Linked DNA regions of Homo sapiens: region 1 is linked to region 2. A link is an interaction called in ENCODE POLR2A ChIA-PET data of the cell type or tissue named here. Cell type or tissue: CD4-positive, alpha-beta T cell. All regions are shown on one strand. Each heading gives the region's core, and the rest is flanking DNA. Links, peaks and the distances in the headings are about the cores only.

Region 1 (10,401 bases), core at 2,703-5,202, 370 kb before region 2:
ATAGCCACAAAACTTGAACAGAGTAAATTCACATTGTTACATGATACTGTTAAGTTAGAAATACATTCATTTTGCTAGTTTAGAAAAAAAATTTTTTTTTTTTTTTTGAGACAGAGTCTTGCTCTGTTGCCCAGGCTAGAGTGCAGTGGTCCAGTCTCGGCTCACTGCAACCTCCACCTCCCGGGTTCAGGTGATTCCCCTGCCTCAGCCTCCTGAGTAGCTGGGATTACAGGCATGCACCACCACAACTGGCTAATTTTTGTATTTTTGGTAGAGATGGGGTTTCGCCATGTTGGCCAGGCTGGTCTTCAACTCCTGGCCTCCGCCTGCCTTCGGCCTCCTAAAGTGCTGGGATTACAAGTGTGAGCCCAGCCAATTTTATTTCTTCTAATCGCCACCATTGATATAGTGACAGATACCACAGGTGGCTTGAAGAAGTATAAAACATTATCCCTGTGGTCAATGAGTTTACACTCTAGTCTAGAAGTATTAAATAAAACTACTTGGTACAGAAAAGGTTGATACTAGAGTCTTTTTTTAAAAGAAGTTTTGTACAAATGCTAAAATGTGGAAATGGGAAAATCATTGGTCAATATATATACATATTTTCCAATCATTTCATAGCAAAATCCCCAATGCCTGCTGTAATGGTTGGTTGTTGGGTTCTGACCAACAGAATCTATTCCCCCTCACTTTTGGTAATTGTACTCCAATTTTCCTCTTGATGAACCTGTCATGTTTTTCAGCGGGGGCTCCATCGCTGGTTTCAAGAGTGGAAGATGAAGCTATACTGTAGCAATACAAGCACTATGTTCCTCTTGCCATAGTGACTGGTTGAAGAATGAGCAGGGTACCCAATGAGGCACAATGAAACTTCGAGCTTCGAGGAGAGCACTCCTTCTGACTTACATTTAAACCTGTAAGAATATGAGGACTGCTATCAAAGACACACAAAATCGGTGACTAAAGTGTTAAGGACAGATTGTATTCTGTTACTACTGCAACAGGGAAAAGAGTCCAATGTGAATTGCATTCACAGCCCCAGAAAACGAAAGGCTGGAGACTTTAAAGGCTGAGTTGTGCTAAGGGAAAGGCACTGAGGGGTGCTAACAGGGCTTAGTCCGTGTGACTAGGCCATATGGATTTGTTAACTAGCGCTTATCTGGAAGAGAAACAATCTTCTATCCTTATGAGACAAGGCAACTGAGCAAGTTGAAGCAAGGTGTCCACTGAACTTTGCCCTTTATCTTCCCAGAGGGACTAGGAAGGAGAGTAAGAGTTATTTCCTAGAATGTTCGCATTTCACTGAGACAGGGTTCTGGGGCTCCCAGGTCCTTGAGGAAACAGTTTTGTGTGGTAGATTTACATCTCAAAAGGCAGGGAAAGTTTTTATAATTGCAAGCTTTCTAAACTAATTGCTCTAAAAGAGGGTTCAGGGGCCTCTCACCAGGTTTTTCCTGGAACAATCAGGAAATTCTGGCAGCTTTGAGCCTCTTCAGGAAGCCATTTTAAGGGAACCTGAGATCATCCTAGGGACATGGCCTTAAGCTGCTAGAAGCCATGCTAGGGCTTGGTCAAGTCTCTTGGAGCAGAGGTTTGGAGCAAGTCATTAGGTACCCTGAGAGTTCTGCAGTTCTCAGTACAACCACCTTGAAACCATAAAGGGTCTATCCAGAGCTAAGAAATTGAGGATTCTGGCAACAAAGTGCACCATCCTCTTATCCTGCTTTACTTTTTCTTAAAAATATTTATCATAACGTGATACAACACACATTAATGTTCTTGTATACTGCATGTCTTTCCTTATTATAACGTAAGCTCTATGAGACTAAGGGCTGTCTCTACTGCTACTACACGTGGTTCGGTACATACAACAGTGCCTGTTACATAGTAGGTAGGCAGTAAGTATGCTGAATGAATGAATCATTTTTTTGTCCTTGAATCTGACTGTACCTTAATAAGCCTTTCCCTCTTTTGTTATGCCAGTTTGAACAGGGTTTCCTGATATATACAACCTAAGAGTTGTAAATGGTATTAACAGTTTTGTTCTCCATTTACTGTGAATATGATTTTGATCTCTAGTTCATTTCACAAAAATGATATTTCACTATATTACTGCAGTCTGGATGCACCTACTTCTCTCAGTCCTTTTTAGTTTGTACCCTTTCTAAGAATGTAAAAATATCCCAAAGTTTGTGAGCTTCACAAGGACAAAAACTGTGTCCCAATCATCTTGGTATTCCCTTGGACATGTATAGCAGAAATTAGGGCTCAGTAAATAGCTACTGAATTGAACAAAATCCCCAGGTCCTTCCCTATCTCTCCTTCGCACACTTCCTATTGCACTAGTGTTATCTTCTGAGTGGTGGCTCCTATTTGCCTTGGTCCATCCAGGACTTCTTTTGGGTTGAAACATTAAGAAAATTAGTATATTTATACTTTTTTGGCATCTCCCGTTTTTGAACAAGACTGGTTAAATGAAAATCATTTACCCATATATTAATATGGGTAAGCAAATATAGGTTCAAAAAGAAAAAGAGATGACTTCAAAAACAGTCATCTCTTTAAAAATCGAAACATCAAAAGGTTAACATAAATTAATTTCCACAATAACAACACATTCAAATGTAGTTAGGTTGAAGCTATATGTGTAAATTCATTCTTGGCACAGAATTCGATCTCCCTTCTTTTATGAATAACATCAGCTTGTAACTCCTGACCAATTTGGCAATGTATCTAAATTACGCATAATTAAAACTGTCCATAGGGCAGGCGAGGTTCCAAAGGTATGATTAAATGATTTGTAAGTATTAATATATCATAAAACAGTCAGTTGTACACCTTCCCACTGAGTCTCACGTATTTATAAATGTAGGGAGTTTTCTAGATTGTGCTGACTCACAGGAAGATAGCTGGAGTATTTTTCAAAGGTTAGGAAAAGATCTCCAAGCTGAGCTTGAAATTCAGCTCTGACACCCCGACACTCAACTCCATTCATGAACCTGATGCCTCCCTAATCGAGCAGCACCAAGCAGTTATCAGAGGCTGAGCAACAGGGGAGCTTCGATGGCCCCCATCCAAAGAAGTTCACATATTATCACAGATGTTGCACCGGGGTGGCCTCCTTTACTTTTCCCCGTAAGGTCAACCCGGGAGGAGGGGACGGTTGGGGAGGTGTAATCTCCCCTTTTACGGATGATTCTCAAGGGCGGAGACAGGAACTGTCCCAGGTTATGACCATTGGCAGCTACGGAACAAGGAAGGAGCTGGAGCCCTTCCTCCTGGGCTCTCAGCCCGGCCCCAGGCACCCCGGATCTTGCACATCCCTGGCATGAGAGATGGCCCCCTTCCAAGAGCGGTGGCCCCGGAGGCCCCAGCCCCTCCAGCAGCCCGACTCCCTCTCCCGACCCCCGCCCAGGCCGCGCCGCCCACTCTCGCACATGCGCACCTCTGGAAGGCCCCTGAATCCAGGGCCGCACGCAGGACCCAGCCAATGAGCGGGACCCCCGCCAGGTGCTTAATGTTCTTCAGGGGGATGCCTTTGCTGCCTCCCCGGGCCAGAATTAGGGCTGCCAGGTGCGGGGGCTTCTCCACACCTCGGCCCTGGCCGCCGCGAGAGTTGCGCTGCAGCTTCGGCGGCCGGCCCCGGGACGGTCGCCCCCGCGGGTTGGAGACGGAGGTGGCGGCCCCCTTCTCCACCGAGTCCATCTTCCTCCCACGCCTTCTCCCCAGCTTCTCCACATCCGGGAGCTAGTCCCTCACCACCTCAGCTCGGCGCCGCCCGATCCCCGCCTGGCAGCTGGCGCGCGCGGCCGTCCCTCGCCCCGCCCCCTCCCCCGCCCCTCGCGGTGCTCGCTGGGAATTGTAGTCCGCGGCCGCCTCGTCTGGGGCCAGTAGGCCAAGTAGGCTCTGATGAGGTGACCCCAAAACTAAGTCAAGCAGTGGGAGTCCAGAGATATTTGGAGGAAGTGCGGCTTTTGGGGTGCTTGCAAGTGTCTGTAAATTTCTAAAATTAAAAAAGAAAAAAAGTATTTATAATTGCTGAAGAACTTCCCCACTTTAGAATTGTGGTGGGTTTCCCGTTGCATACCTTGATGCACCCTGACACGAATCCATTTTATATTTTAAAATGTACATTTTAAACATACACCTTTTTTTAATGCCCCTGGGTCATTTTTTCCAAGAAATTACTGACCAGCTCATTCAAATATCCTACAGGCGCCTTAAACTCAACGTTTTAAAAACTCCATTTTTCATATGCTCTCCGCACTTTGATCGACATCAGCATTCCCTAGCAGCAGAAATTTGGAAGTCAGCTTTACTGGTCACCTCTAGTGTGGCCGACACTTGGTTTTTTGGTTTTGTTTTGTTGTCTGCTAAAAATCTTTTCCTTTTAGGAATTGATCCCTCTCTCATCCGGTGAGGGTTTCCCTCACATTCTCTGCACTGTGTGTGACCCAAGCTGGTCCATCTACGCACCCCATTTTCCTTAACACACCTGTGGTCTAGGGACAGGCATATGACCAAGCAGAGCCCACTGGAGTCCTTTCCAGAGAGTCTTGGAAAGAAAGGATCTTTCTCGTGCTGACTGGGTGCTAAGGACCTTGTTAACCTGAAGCCTCAGGGCAAGGGTAGGGTAGGGCGGCAGGGGGGCTTTGCTGTTCTGAAATGGGCTGGAAGACTGATGTTCTCCCTGAGGAAGCAGAACAATGACATGTAGGGATTAAAGAGAAAGAATTCTGGAGGCATCATTTAAACTCTTTTTTTTTTTTGAGACAGATTCTCACTGTGTCCCCCAGAAGGCTGGAGTGCAGTGGCACAATCTCGGCTCGCTGCAACCCTCTGCCACCCATTCTCAAGCGTCCTGAGTAGCTGGGATTACAGAGGGGCACCACCACACCCAGATAATTTTTGTATTTTTAGTTGAGTTGGGGGTTTCACCAGGTTGGCCAGGCTGGTCTTGAACTCCTGACCTCAAGTGATCTGCCCGCCTCAGCCTCTCAAAGTGCTGGGATTATAGGCATGAGCCGCCACGCCTGAGCATTTAAACCCTGATCCAGCCAAGAGGCTCAAAGACATACACCCACACACACCTCTCTTAGGAAAAAAAAAAAAAGAGACTTTAAAGCAGGCATCTCTGACCTAGCATGCATTTTGTCTTTCAGCATGTTTGCAAGCCTATATTTGGAAGTAGAGTCTTTTACATTTCTGAGATGGAGGCTGATACAAACAGAAAGAATGGATTGTAGTGTGTCGGCTTGCCTTCTCCCAGAGGGCAAAAGGATTTTGTACTTCTCAGGTCTTGGCCATTTTTGAGGGGAGAGAAGAAGTCTTTGATGTTTTGGGTCCTATGAGAGGTACTGGATACTTTACATCTCTTAGTCTGTGAATTAACTGAGGGCCCAGCCCTTCCTGGGACTGGTGCTGGAAGAAGGTGCTTCGTGCAGACACAGATAAGGGAGGCTGTGAGCAGACATCAATGCCATGCTTGGGAAAGGGGCAGGCTCTATGAGCCATTCCAGCACTGAAGGGCAAGGGGACAACTTGCCCCCATACACTGGCTCTTTGAGTAGGGCCTTTGCAGTTGCTGTGCCTCAGAGACACCAGCACTGAGCTTTTGGTAGTCATGTGAGGACCCCTACTACACCCCAATAACAATCTTGATTCCTATTAATGATTTAGTTGCCCTTCTCCACAGTAATTCCCTACAGGCCCATAAATCCTAGTGGACCACAGACACCTGAGTAGTTTTGACTCCTGGGGCATATTGGTGTCCTCTAAGCTGGGAACAGAGCAAGTGGCACCACTGTTACTTATCAAATGAGATTATAGCGATTTACATAAATACCAAGAGACTTTGAACTCTTCCAGGAGAGGGACTGTTCCTTCTTTGTAATCTTCTCATCCAGAACAATGCATGGGTCACAGTACTGCTCAGTAAACATTGGTGAACTGCCTCTCATATTACTTTTTCAGTCTCTGCCCACGCATGCTTTTTAAAATATAGTTGCAAACTTATGATAATAAAGCATTTTATATCCTTTGTATGGTTACAGCACAATTTTGATTAGACCTGACACTTAGCTACTCCCAATCTTGAGAGACGGAGACAAAGGAAGAGAGAGAGGTGGTGGTAGTAGAAGGGGAAGGTGATGCATCTAGTTCAGCATATGGCACACAGAAATTTGATGAATTTTAAAAAATGAAATTAGAGTTTACTCTTTTACAATATTTTTACTTAGTCCAAAGAGAGAATGATTGTTCCAGGAAGAGGAAGAGGATGGGTTATCCTGTCTTTTTCTTTGGATTAGTTTTGAGGAACAAAATAAACTACTCTCAAAGCAAATATTCGGTCATCTTTCCTTTAAAGATCAGTATGAAGTGTTGCTGCTGAAGAATAATTCATTCGTATTTATTGTGAAAGAATATATCCTTATATTATCTCTTGTTTTATGATTTTGTATGTAAACAAACTTTGTATACAGAGGAGTCCTTTGACTCACTCATTTGTTCACATTCACTGCATTCCAAAAGCCAGGCTCTGTGCTACACGTTAAAAATACCAAACCAAGAGGTGAAAGGCAGCGAACTTAGCATTATGACAGGGAGACAGGCACACCCCAGTAGAGTGTGATTTGTGCTGTGAAAAAGTGTACATGAGGTAGGCAAGCACAGAGGGAGGTATTTAGGCTAGAGTAAAACTTTTCTTTGCTGAGATGACTCTTGAAAGATTGTTAAAGTACAAAAAAGACCTCAGCTGAGGGAATGGCATTGTGCAAGGTGCAGAGGAATGAGACTACATGATGATTTAGGAAACTTGAAGTGAGTCACTATGACTGAAGCAGAATATACTGGTTGGTTAGTGGCGAAAGATGAAAATAGAGAGGAACGCGTGGGCCAGATTACAGCACATAAAGACCTTATGTGTTCAGCTTTGTTAAGGAAGTTACAGATAGAAGGGATATAACTTGATTCACGCCATTCTTTCAACAAATCGTTATTGCATGACAACTGTGTCAGGCACTTTTCTGGGCACTGAAAATACACTGAGGTGATGAAAAGTGCTCAAATTTTCCGGATATATCTTAAAAGTATAGCTAATAGGATTTTCTGACAGACTAGGTGAAATGCATGAGAGAAACAGGAAAATTGGTGTGATTCCAGGATCTTTGGCCTGACCATTAGTAGGAGGGAGTTGCTATTAACCGAGATGGAAAGGATAAGAAGGACTAAGGTTTGGAGACAAAATTATGAATTCTGTTTTATAAATGCCATGTGTGAAATATCTATTAGCTATCCAAAGGGAAATAAACAGTGGGCTATTGAATATGTTACCCTAGAGTTTATAGGAGGGGTCTAGGATATGAATATAGCTTGGGAGTCATCAGCATTTGGGTACTATTCTCAGCCATAGGACTAGATGAGAAAGAGAGGTGATGGCAGACAGAAAAGAGAAGAAACTAGATGAGATCAGCTAAGATTGAAAAGTTAACAGAAGAGAAAACAAGTCCGAAGACTGCGCCCTGGGGGTCTCCAACACTTAGAGGTTAACGAAATGAGAAGACATGGCAAAAGAGACTGAGACAGAATGCAAAACAGAAGCCAATAGGGTACCCTGAAATCTATGCGAATAAAAGTAATGGAAGGAGGGAAAAGTGATCAATTATATCAAATGCTGTGATTGTCACTGTGAAAGTTATCAATACCAAAATGAAGTTGCTTATGTCTAACCCTAAGATAATAGAGCCAGAAGGCCATGAGGGAGGGGCACTCATGCACTATGCTTCCACCAAAAAAATACCACAGGAAATTTTTTCAAAGTGCAGCTTGCTACATGAGTCATACAATGAGAGCTAGCAGCCACACAAGGACACAAAGCTAGCCACACAAGGACAGCTAGCTGCTTGCATAAGAACACTTGCCTGTCTCCACTAATAAACAGATGTCAATTTCTGCCATAAGACTCTGTAACCAATGTTTTCTGTTTCGAAACAACTTGTATGTACTTCTTTCTCTCTCTCTCTCTCTCTTTTTTTTTTTTTTTTTTTTTTTTTTTTTTTTTTTTTGAGACAGGGTCTTGCTCTGTCACCCAGGCTGGAGTGCAGTGGCACGATCTCGGCTCACTGCAACCTCCGCCTCCTGGGTTCAAGCAGTTCTCCTGCCTCAGCCTCTCGAGTAGCTGGGATTACAGATGCCCACCACTGCACCTGGCTAATTTTTGTATTTTTAGTAGAGACAGTGTTTCACCATGTTGGCCAGGCTGGTCTCGAACTCTTGACCTCGTGATCTGCCCACCTTGGCCTCCCAAAGTGCTGGGATTACAGGCCAGAGTCACCGTGCCTGGCCTTCTTTCTCTCTTTTGTCTTTAGAACCTTACCCTTACCACAATATTGGATGTGCCTATGAACCACCATAAGTTGCATATCCTGACTCGTAATTCTCTCCTAATACCAAGTAAGCTCTTTCTTTTGGCACCCATTTAATCCCTCAACTACTATCCCTTTTCTCTTTTTTCTTTACACCAAAAAAACTCTTTAGTTGTCTATAATCATGATTCCACATTCTCTCCTCACATTCCCTCCTCTCATTCCCTCCTTAATCCACTCTAATCAGGTTTTTTGGCCACCACAAAACCAGTGGACTTACTTTTCTTAAGAGCAACAGTGCGTCCACATTCCTAAACACAACAGCACATGACAATATATTCTCCCTCTTACATGGTGTCAACCTAAAAAGGAACAATCTATTGTCATGTGTTGTTGTATTTAGGAACGAGGACTCATTGTTGATCTTAAGAAAAGTAAGTCCACTGGTTTTGTGGTGGCCAAAAACCTGATTAGAATGGATTAAGGAGGGAATAAGAGGAGGGAATGAGAAGAGAGAATGTGGAGATCACGAGTATAGACAACTGAAGAGTTTTGGTTAAAAGAGGAAAGGGATAGTAGTTGAAGGATTAAATAGGTGTCAAAAGAGTTGTTTTTTTTTAAGAGGTGGGAAATGATACTATCTTTGTGTGTTGATAAAAGTAATCCAATAGAGAGGGGGAAAATTAATGATAACAGAGAAGAGAAGGAAGAACTGCTGAAGCAATTTCCTTGATTAGACCATAGGGGATGTAATCTAATTCTAGGTGGAAGGACTGGCTTTGGCTAGTAATAGAAAAGTTGAACTTTCTGGGCATGAAGCTATAGAACCGAGCCCTCAAACTGATTTAAGACCACCAAAACCAGAAAAAGTTCTGCCTAGCAGCCCTGGAAAAAGAATGCTTCCAGAACAATACCCTGCGATACGATGAATGAAAAATGCTCACTGCTTTGATAATATTAATGGAGAAAGGTCATTTTCTAGAGATACCTAAACATATTCAGTTTACCTTTATGGAGAACTTATATGGCATTCAGACTGCTCAGTGTTTACATGCATTATCTCATTTTATCCCTCAACAACTCTTAACCACTTAACTTCATCCCCAATTACAGATAAAAAAACCGAGCCTCATTTCGAGATGTTTAACTCCTATTCAAATCCCCACAGCTGGCAAGTGGTCAAGGGAAGATTTTTTTTTTTTTTTTTTTGAGACAGAGTTTCTCTCTTGTTGCCCAGGCTGAAGTGCAATGGCGTGGTCTCTGCTCAACGCAACCTCCGCCTCCTGGGTTCAAGCGATTCTCCTGCCTCAGCCTCCAGGTAGCTAGGATTACAGGCACTTGCCATCATACTCGGTTAATTTTTGTATTTTTAGTAGAGACGGGGTTTCATTTGAATGTAGTCTTAAGCCCTAGAAGCAGCATTCTAAGCCCTTATGCTATGAAAACCAGCTTGAATGATTTAGTAAAGTTGAATTTGATGGGGAGAGAAAAAAATAGAGGCATCTAGCATCTACCCAGACTCAGAATAGATATAATCTACTGAGAGATATCTTTATAGCATGTTCTCTTCTTTTAGATAGATGGGGCCCTTGGGCAAGATAGTAGATGAGATTTCAGGAGTGAGGCCAAGAAGAGAGTTGGTACTGTTAATATCAAATATCCTCCCAGGTTACTTCCTAGAAGGGTGCTGATGGAGAATTCCACTGTTCACCACACACTCACTAGAGAGGCATTAAGGCTGGAGTAGGGTAGGAAGGAATTGTTCCAATTGGAACCACCAAGGATGTAAAGACAAAAGTGTAACCCCTCATCAAAGGATGAAGAGGGTGGGTCATCTTACCAGATCTATGTCCCCAGATGTCTTGAGCAGAAGACAGCTACTAGCCCCAAGTCACACAGAAACATATCAACAGGGGCCAGCCCCATTGCTGAAGGAGCCCATGTTGGGGAAAAGGAGGCTCTAGACAAAGGTGAGTTATCTATAGGAAATGTCACAAAGTTGCCCCGTGTCCCTGCCTACTTGTGCTGCTGCTTG
Region 2 (10,401 bases), core at 3,047-5,546:
GATAAAGTCTCACTTACTCTGTCACCCAGGCTGGAGTACAGTGGCTCAACTCACTACAACCTCCGCCTCCCCAATTCAAGCGATTCTCCTGTCTCAGCCTCCCAGGTAGCTGGGATTACAGGCACCCGCCACCACACCTGGCTAATTTTTTTTTTTTTTTTTTGAGACGGGGTTTCACTCTGTCGTCCGGACTGGAGTGCAGTGGTATGATCTCGGCTCACTGAAACCTCTGCCTCCCAGGTTCAAGCAATTCTCCTGCCTCAGGCCTCCCAAGTAGCAGGGACTAAAGACGTATGCCACTATGCCCAGCTAATTTTTGTATTTTTAGTAGAGAAGGGGTTTCACCATGGTGGCCAGGTTGATCTTAAACCCCTGACTTCAAGTGATTTGCCCACCTTGGCCTCCCAAAGTGCTGGGATTTAGGTGTGAACCACCGACCATGCCTGGCCTGATTTGTTTGTTTTTTGTCATTGAGATTGGGAGGAGGGATAGGAGTTGGTGTTTAAAGATATCACCTAATCATTTCCTTGCATACACAGGAAACATAAAACACAATTTTCCCTCATGTTGGAAGTTGAGTGCTCTCAGGGCATAGAGTGAAGGAAAGTCCTCATTTTGCCCTAAGCAAATGTTTCCTGGGTATGTGGCTCCAAGGGAAGATGCCAATGCTAAGTTCTCTAAGAGTACTAGCAAAATGCTTCTTGCACATCATAACTGCTTCATAGCTATCTCTTCAGTACTTTTTCCCTGGTGATCCCTAACCAAGGCTCCCACAATGGGAGCATCAGAGCTTGCACATTGGCCTTGCAGAAGCTATACCACCACCACCACCACACAAAAGACTTGGATTAAGATCCCAAATGCCTCCCCCAATAAGAGCCGTTTCAAATCTCCAAACTATTGTCTTTATTATCATAGTTTCCATAAACAACCGTAATTAAATGCATACTAGGTACTAGTGTTTTACATTTAGTAACGCTAATCTTCAGAATTTTCCAGTTTATAAAAGAGTTAACTGAGGCTTAGAAGGTTTAAGCAATTTACCTAAAACTACAAAGTTAGCAAGTAGTGGAGTCTTGGTTGAACTATATGTCTCAGTCTTAAACTTATCTTCTTAGTAACTCGACGTCTAATGAGAAGATAAGCAAAACAACAATTTTAAGCTTATGAAAATCAATAAAAAATCATAAATTAACAGAAAAATACAAATTTTCAGCACTGCTGCTACATTTTCCAGTTCCCTTTGTCTCTAGCTGTGAATGATTTCACGGAAAGAATAGAGATGAATACGTTCGGACTGAAATAGAAAATGTTGGAAGCACTCATTTAACATTGTGCACAGTATTTCTAGAGAACTTCCAGCAGGTGGCAGTATTTAAGAACATTACTGGTAGTCACAACTTTGGCAGCTATTGCTGCAAAGAGAGATTGGGTGTCAAAAGTCTTTTTTTTTTTTTTTTTGAGACGGAGTCTCGCTCTGTGGCCCAGGCGGGAGTGCAGTGGCGCAATCTCAGCTCACTGCAAGCTCCGCCTCCCGGGTTCACGCCATTCTCCTGCCTCAGCCTCCCGACTAGCTAGGACTACAGGCGCCCACCATCACGCCCGGCTAATTTTTTTGTATTTTTTTTAGTAGAGACGGGGTTTCACCGTGTTAGCCAGGATGGTCTCGATCTCCTGACCTCGTGATCCGCCCGCCTCGCCTCCCAAAGTGCTGGGATTACAAGCGTGAGCCACCGCGCCCGGCCCAAACAAAAGTCTTTAAACTTCGGCCCAAACTTGAATTTCCAGTTATTTTATTCATTGTCCTTGGAAAGTTTCAAGAGCTAAAACATTACCTTTTTCTTATAATTGTTTAATTTGAGGTTCACTTTAACTTGCAGATATGGAACAGTGGTTTCAATAAATTACAGTAAATTTAGTTAATCTTACTTTGGAAATTGTGTAAGGTCTTTGATGTTGTTCCAAATATCAGTTCCTTCCCTGGAATTTTGTGGCCTAAGCCTCAGAGCAGTATTCAAATGGCTGTTATTTTGTATTGTTTCTTAAATATCTAGAAAATATGTGAAATACAGGGTCAGGCTCTGTTGACAATGCACAGGAATCGTTCAAAAGGCTTACATTATATGCTTGGCCTAGAAACAAACAGAACAGTTTGCCACATTTTCCTAACAGTTAAAACCTCTTGCAAACTATTCCACATTCAGCATTTCTCTCTGCTCTGCAACACTCATCCCTCAGTCCTGTTTAGCAAACCATATACCTTCTGTGATCATCACTGTTGTTCCCACTTCCATCCATTACACTCATTCTCCCATTTAAAAAAATTTCTTGCTTTACTCTTTTTCAATCCATGTACACACCTTGCTTCAAAATACTTTTTACGAAACATTCCCTAGGCATCATTCCTTGACTGCTTCTGTGTTCTTCTTTTGCAACTGTGTATTTTCTTGGAATGTATAAAATCAATTTTCCCATAATGTACATGTTGTATATGTTTATCTTGCAATTTTCAGTTGAACATGTGTCATAAGTATAGGTAAGCAAGAAGGAAGATTTTACCAAAGAAGAGAAAGTTGTCAGTTCATTAAGACAAAGTCCATTATGTTTTCTTTTCTGTATGGTATCTCTCAGAATTAAACTCATCCATTGTATTATTTTCTTCCTGTCAGTTTCATTGCCAGAGTCATAATAAACTTGAAATGCTCTGACATAATTAACTAGCTGGGGAAAGGAAGAACATAACTGTCAGTTAATTTAGGAAATGACTATGCTTATCATTGCTCAGATAATGTGTTTGTGTCTCACACACATTCTCATTTCCCTTTCCTTGTAGGTACATCGTGACAGGCAGAAAAAATCAATCTTCTGTTAGAAATAGTTCTGTAACTTATTTTTCAAACAAACTAAAAGGACTTTAAAAAAACAGCATTGAAAGAAACTAAGTGTGGTTTAGGAAGAAAGGAAATACATTTCTAACCCAATTTATGCAGTATAGTTTTCCCCCAAGATTACCTACTTACTTTCAAATACATGCTAACAGGCTGTGTTTATACAGCCCACACATAGATGAGGAAAGCTTACACAGTAAACTCCCCAGCTTCTGGGAGGACTTTGTGGCTCAGTAAAAATGACAGAAGGATTCCATGGAATGATATAGCTCTATATCCTAAACACCTTTAATCCAAGGGTTTATATGAATTTGTACAATAGCTACTAGGTATAAAAATAGTGTAGTCTATGCGTCCTGGAATAATCAACCAATATGAAGCCACCAGAAATGTATTCAGCTGGTAAATGTATTACCCTTCAGATGGGTAAAGTGTTTCTCATGCATTGGCAGTGGAATGCTCAATGTTTGGGAATGGCTGGAATAAATAAGAGGTTTTTTTAATCCTTCCAGAGTTATCTGTATTTTAAAAGTTTATAACTAATGAAGTGTCCATGTCTTGAGTTTGTGTGCACACGCACATGTGTGTGTGTGAGAGAGAGAAAGAAAGCAAGAAAGAGAGAGAGGGAAAGAGAAAGAAAGAAAGAGAGAGAGAGAGATCCTTTTTGGGAAACCACTGATGAGGCTATCTGGACTCTCACCCTGGGAAAATGTCCACATGCATATACGCACAATTTTATATAAAATTCAGAGGTTTTATGGGTTTACTCAAAGGTTAGAAAGACTTACATCAATTGACATGACTTTAGGCAGTGCAAAAGTTAAACTAAAACTCTTCAGGAAATAAAAATATTAGGCACATAAGACATTCCCTGGTTTAAACACATAACACACACACCCACCACACACACACAGCCAGAGTTCTTGAATTCAGTTAGGAAGATGACGCATCTAAAGTCATCATTAGCTACCTCACACAAGCTCTGACAACTCCAAATTGCTCCTCTCCCTAGTTTACAGTTCGGCATTCCAGATCTCAGTGTTTTTGCTCCTGCTCACCTCCTCTCTCTCCTAATTCAGCTCCACCTTAAGAGCACAGACCCTGTCTTTCAGAAAGCCTCACCTGGCTGCCTAAACCCTTTCTGTTCACAGCAAGGCCAGATGCCCCAGATATCGCCTGCACAATAACACATCATTTCATGTTGAAACCGGAAAAGTTCCCTTGTCCCCCATGCAGGGCATGAGATGGGGGTGTGGCTCACTTTTTCAGGTGCTCTTTTATTTTAGCCATCTGTAGGCAGCCTGCGTTAGCTCAATTAGACTCCCTGCCTTATCTCAAGGACAGAAGGCTTTCTGTACCCTGGGGTTTCTTGCCTTGGTGTACCCGAAGAATTGGATCTCACGTGGGCTTGGAGAATGAATGCAAGGTTTTATTGAGTGGAAGTAGCTCTCAGCAGATGGGGGAGCCAGAAGGGAGACAGAGTAGGAAGATGGTTTTCCTGTTGGAGTCAGGTCACTCAGCAGCCGGGCTCTCCTCTGACCACCCCGTCCAAACCCCACGTTGTTCCACCTGTCGATGGCCTGCTGGTGCCTGTCGATGTGCTCTCGACGTCCAGCTGCTTGTGTGTTCCTCCGCCAGTGTGCTCCTCTTGACGTCCAGCTGCTTGTGTCTCTGCCTGGTAGGGTCTCAGGGGGTTTTATAGGCACAGGATGGGGACGTGGCCGGCCAGGGTGGTCTTGGGAAATGCAACATTTGGGCAGGAAAACATAAATGCCTGTCCTCACCTAGGTCTGTGGGCGCAGGCCTGGGGATGGAACCCTAGCCGGGAACGGAACCCTAGCCGGGGACCATAGCCCTCCTCTACCTAGCACTTCCCTGCTGGCCTTCCGTATCAATAGGGCCTCTAAACTGTGAGCGATTTGAGTACAGGAACTCTGAGTTATTTAATTCTGTGTCCTCAGATCTTAACTCAGTGCCTGGCACTGAGAAATGTTTTTGAATGAATAACAGTGCACATATGCGTGTGATACATGCACTCAGTATTTAAATTCAGGTGGCTTAAAGTTCACAACCCTTGACTTTGTGTTCAAGAGAACTTGAAACAATACCACAGCCTTTGAACAAGCTTGTTTAAAAGGAGCAAGTACTCATGAATAAATTATCTTCTGTCTCACTTTCAGCAAAGTATACTTTGAAAGGAAATGGGCCAGTTCCCTTATAGGTGAGTTCTCAAGTGGTCAGTTTTTGGTATGTGAATTTTTATGATAAATATTTCCCTTTCCTTTTCATTACACTATTATCGTTGTATAAAGAAGTGTACCTGTCTGTGGCATAAAATTTAAAAGATATCAAAAGATAAACAACACAAAGTAACCTTTCTTCCTCCCCAGAAGCAACCATTTGTAGTATTCATTAACCTTTCACACAGAGTCTAGGCATATTAAAAAATAAATGACATCTTTTGTTACATTTTAAGACATACATTCAGAGAAATATTTCTCAATATTTGACAGCTGCCATAAGGAAGAAATAGCATGTAGAGGTGCTTCTTCAGAGACAGGCTGAGTCTAAGGTGCCTGTAAGGATTCCAGGCAAATGTATCCAGAAGATAGCTAAAATAGAGGTCTGAGACTCAGGAGAAAAGGTCAGGTGGTAGCCATCAAGGGTAACAAACTGTTGATGCCACTGGAATGGTGTAATAGCTCAAGCACCATAGACTGTGGGTGAGATGCTGGCATCACACTAAATCCTAGGAACCACCAATATTTAGGACAGATGCAAGAAGAGCTAATAACCAAACCCAGGAAGTCTAAGTTAGGGTCACCCTAACGGCAGATTTAATAGCAGTAGATTTTCAAAATCAAAGGAAGAGAAAATTTTACACTCTACTCTTTAAATTACACTGATATGCACTAAAAAGGCCAGTATTGTGAATACTGAAAAGAGAAAGTATCAGTAGTTCAGTGAGATGAAAAAAAAAAGTATCCATCAAATACCTATTGACGATTACTGTGTGCTAGGAATGTGGGAATATAATAGGGAATGGTACTGTCCTTTTACAGGTTCGAATTTCTGTGAAATTGTAAGTCTGCAGGCATGCCCTAAGATGATCTTTCTTCCACATGGCTGGTGGAACATTCAAAGTGGAGAGATCAGTCTCAGGTTGCCCTGATGTGAATCATCCACTTACACTTAGGAAGATTTTGAAAGCCTTGTAAACATGTATTTTCTAACCTGTTCAAACTTGGGTCTAGGAAGAGAGGTCAGGAATGCATCAAGGTAAACATGCAAAACATATCAAAGAATAGGAGGAAGAGAAGGAGGAGGGGGAGAAGGAGCATTGCCAACGGGTCTGAGGCTTCCATGTTCTCATATCATCTTCATTCATTGGTCTGTTTAACAAAAAAGGAAGCCATTGTAAAGATATAGAAAAACCGAAACATTTTTCCTACTCTCTACTGTCCACAACACAATCCACATGGAACACTTCTGTGACCTCTGGTCTGGTCTCCAAAATGTGTGAGGATTTCTCTTAACCAGCAATGAAGCAATTCTGACACCAGGTATGTGTAGATTTTCCCCACGCCACAAGCAAACAAGCAACTCTGCAGCAGAAACCAGCTGAGTGTCCTTTAATTCTATTCAATTCTGAGACTATTTGCCTAGAGATAGCATCAGATCCCACAGAATGAGGGCTCAGTCCCACAAGACTGCCCTCCCACTTCCGATGCCAACCAAAAGCCCCAGGTTATTTTACCCGTGCTTCTGAGCAACTGGCTATAAATCAGGATTCCCACGCTCCCTCCTCAGGTTTGATTAATTCGTTAGAGCAGCTCACAGAACTCAGGTTTATTTACCAGTTTGTTATTAAGGATATTACAAAGGATATGGATGAAGAGATACATAAAACAAGCCATGTGGGAAGGAGAGTGGAGCTTCTATGTCCTCCACAGTCATGCCACCCTCCAAGAACCTGGAAAGTCTCAGAACCCAGTCCTTTTTTGTTTTTATGGAGCCTTCATTACAGAGTCATGACTGATGAAACCATTGGTGATCAACTAAACCTTCAGCCCCTGTCCCCTCCCTGGAGGTGGCAGGGTGTGGGGAGAAGGCTGAAAAATTCCAGCCCTCTAATCCTGCCTTGGTCCTGAAACTACCTAGGACCACCAGCCACCAATCAACTCATTAGCAAACAAAAGGACACATCACTTTGGAGATTCCATGGATTTTAGGGGTTGTATACCAGGAAACAGGGAAGAAGACCAAATACACACTTCACAATATCACAACCATTAAATTATTTCCTATAATATGTCTTGAACTCTTTCACACACTGAAGATACAGAGATGACAGATGAGCCTCTAGAAGTTTGCAGTGTACAAGTAAATTAGCAGACTATACCTGCTGATATTGAGAGGTGACAGCGCACTGGCAGCCCTCACAGCCCTCACTCGCTCTTGGTGCCTCCTCGGCCTTGGCGCGCCCACCCTGGCCTCGCTTGAGGAGCCCTTCAGCCCACCACTGCACTGTGGGAGCCCCTTTCTGGCCTGGCCAAGGCTGGAGCCGGCTCCCTCACCTTGCAGGGAGGTGTGGAGCGAGAGGCGCGAGCAGAACTGGGGCTGCGCAGAGTGCTTGCGGGCCAACGCGAGTTCCGGGTGGGCATGGATTGGGCTGGCCTGCACTCCGAGCGGCTGGCCGGCCGTGCCGGCCCCGGGCAGTGAGGGACTTAGCACCCGGGCCAGCGGCTGCGGAGGGTGTGCTGGGTCCCCCAGCAGTGCCGGCCCACTGGCGCTGCGCTCGGTTTCTCCCCGGGCCTTAGCTGCCTCCCCAAGGGGCAGGGGCAGGGGCAGGGCTTAGGACCTGCAGCCCGCCATGCCTGAGCCGCCTCCCCCACCCCCACCCCCACCCCCACCCCCACCCCCCAGCTCTGTGGGCTCCTGTGCAGCCCGAGCCTCCCCGATGAGCACCGCCCCCTGCTCCACTGCGCCCAGTCCCATCGACCACCCAAGGGCTGAGGCGTGCGGGCACACGGGGCGGGACTGGCAGGCAGTTCCACCTGCTGCCCAGGTGCGGGATCCACTGGGTGAAGCCAGCTGGGCTCCTCAGTCTGGTGGGGACTTGGAGAACCTTTATGTCTAGCTAGGGGATTGTAAATACACCAATCGGCACTCTGTATCTAGCTCAAGGTTTGTAAACACACCAATCAGCACCCTGTGTCTAGCTCAGGGTTTGTGAATGCACCAATCCACACTCTCTATCTAGCTACTCTGGTGGGGACTTGGAGAACCTTTGTGTGGACACTCTGTATCTAGCTAATCTAGTGGGGACTTGGAGAACTTTGGGTCTAGCTCACCGATTGTAAACGCACCAATCAGCACCATGTCAAAACAGACCACTGGGCTCTCTGTAAAATGGACCAATCAGCAGGATGTGGGTGGGGCCAGATAAGAGAATAAAAGCAGGCTGCCCAAGCCAGCAGTGGCAATCCGCTCTGGTCCCCTTCCACACTGTGGAAGCTTTGTTCTTTCGCTCTTTGCAATAAATCTTGCTGCTGCTCGGTCTTTGGGTCCACATTGCCTTCATGAGCTGTAACACTCACTGCGAAGGTCCGCAGCTTCACTCCTGAGCCATCGAGACCACAAACCCACCAGAAGGAAGAAACTCTGAACACATCCAAACATCAGAAGGAACAAACTCTGGACACGCCACCTTTAAGAACTGTAACACTCACCGTGAGGGTTCGCGGCTTCATTCTTAAAGTCAGTCAGACCAAGAACCCACCAATTCCGGACACAGTATGAGTAGGTATAGTGTGTCCCACCGCTCCCAGGGGCCCCTTTTACATGCACAAGTGCACAGGCCATGGCCCAGACAGATATATGTAGAGGCAATAAAGGTCACCCTTCCCCGTTTTGGGGTAAAGAAATGATACAGGGAATTTTACACTAGGAACTATTAGTCCTTTCTTGGTTGCAGTTATAGGGCATATCCTGCCACTTTATCTAATCTGAGCTCTACAACAATCCATTGCTATGTGTAGAGATGAGGAAGGTTAAGAAAGATGGCACCATCTATTCACTGTGACATAGCTAATCATGGGAAAGCCTGAATTTGACTCCAGACACTCTAACAGAGAACATATACTTGTGATCATCACCCTTGCTGCTTCCTATAGTTGCCTATCACCTTGACCAAAGCATTTGGGATTAAACAATATGATTCTTATTTATGGGGTGGAGTGAAGGCAGTGAGGGTAGAGAGCCAAAGATAAGGTTTGAGACTCTTTAGAAACTTAGAACAGTTTTCCACAAAATGTGTACTTTGGAAACCTGTATCAGAATCACTTGGATATTTATTAAACACACAGTCTCTTGAACTCCACCCCATACCCACTGATTCAGAATCTTTATAGGGTATTTAAGAAATATTAGTTTGAACTGTGATACAATAGTATTTAAAATTCCACTACTATAATTACAAAATATTGAATGTAGTACAGTTTAAAGGAAAATTCAGAATTTCTGAAAATGCTTCTAAATATGCAAGACCATGCAGTCAGGCTGCATCTTCACCATCTAAAGCACCTATTTTATATAGGGAATTGAGAATTATTCACAAGGCTTGATTATGTAAAAAGGCTCTGGGGCCACCATAGAAACAATTCTGGGCTTGCCAATGTAAACAACTAGAAAACTGAACAAGACGGGAGAAACAGGTTTTTAGACATTATAAAATAGGCACAAGAATGTGATCCTTGAAAACTAGGAAAGAAGATGATCACTATAATTGCCTTGACTTTCTTCCTGAAGGGATTTTTTGGACCACATTGGAGGTATAAGTCCAAGCAGAACACTGCAGTGTCATTGAGTTGAAAAGACAGGGACTAGAGTTCAGAAAAGCTCAGGCAGCTGGAATGTGTGGGGTGCACATAAGACAGGAGGGCAGCAAAGAACCATTGAGAGGAGCTGTAAACGAAATGTTTCTAGAACCCAAAGGGAATCCAGAGATATTCAAACTCGGGTCAGCCATTAGTGTACAGATCCTGTTGAAGACCCAGGGTTTCAGTACATCGCCCAGAAGTGTAAACCTTGGTAATACATATAAGCCAGTCATAGAGCAAGACCACTCTAGACCTGCTCTAACAGTTTAAAAACAAGCCTCCACAGCATCAAGCTGATCCACAAGTAATTTAAATGTCTGTCAAACAAACTTCCACACTCTTTATAAAATACAGTAAAATCTAGATACTTAACTTTCAGAAAATGGATGAGAAGGATATACTTTCCAACTCGTCTTCAAAGGCCAGCATTAGCCTTGTAACAAAATCATCAAGAAGTTACCAGAAAACTACAGATTAATTCTAGAGATCTAAGATGTAAAAATTCTCAGCAAAATATTAACAAGTGAAATCCAACAAAATACTAAAATACTACCACCACGTGGCCCCACAAGTAGGGTTTATTCCAAGAATGCAAGGTTGTTTAATATTTGAAAATAAGTCAGTGTAATCAA

The links. ChIA-PET counts read pairs that join two places held together with the same protein. Peaks named below come from ENCODE experiments on the same cell type or tissue, not always from the same donor. Only the 100,000 strongest peaks of a DNase experiment are listed, where the experiment ranks them.
Region 1: POLR2A ChIA-PET joins it to region 2 with 11 read pairs; 1 of 35 experiments calls an interaction of 5 or more read pairs at or near these places.

What each region holds. Positions count from the first base shown.
Region 1 is chr12:22,039,611-22,050,011 of GRCh38, reverse strand. CMAS (cytidine monophosphate N-acetylneuraminic acid synthetase) reads right to left here and starts at 3,794. Exons shown (of 8, transcript NM_018686.6): 1 at 3,449-3,794. The coding sequence starts at 3,708. RefSeq lists enhancers at 1,096-1,701, 2,662-3,367, 3,683-3,977 and silencers at 3,670-3,897, 3,541-3,910. In CD4-positive, alpha-beta T cell, for the core only: no CTCF peak of the experiment used is centred there; DNase peaks (open chromatin) are centred at 3,401 and 3,791; H3K4me3 peaks cover 1,545 bases; H3K27ac peaks cover 638 bases.
Region 2 is chr12:21,671,517-21,681,917 of GRCh38, reverse strand. All of the region lies in intron 1 of KCNJ8-AS1 (KCNJ8 antisense RNA 1), which reads right to left. Among named protein-coding and RNA genes, the nearest start is that of KCNJ8-AS1, 14 kb to the right of the region's middle. In CD4-positive, alpha-beta T cell, for the core only: no CTCF peak of the experiment used is centred there; DNase peaks (open chromatin) are centred at 4,097 and 4,957; H3K4me3 peaks cover 1,536 bases; H3K27ac peaks cover 2,410 bases.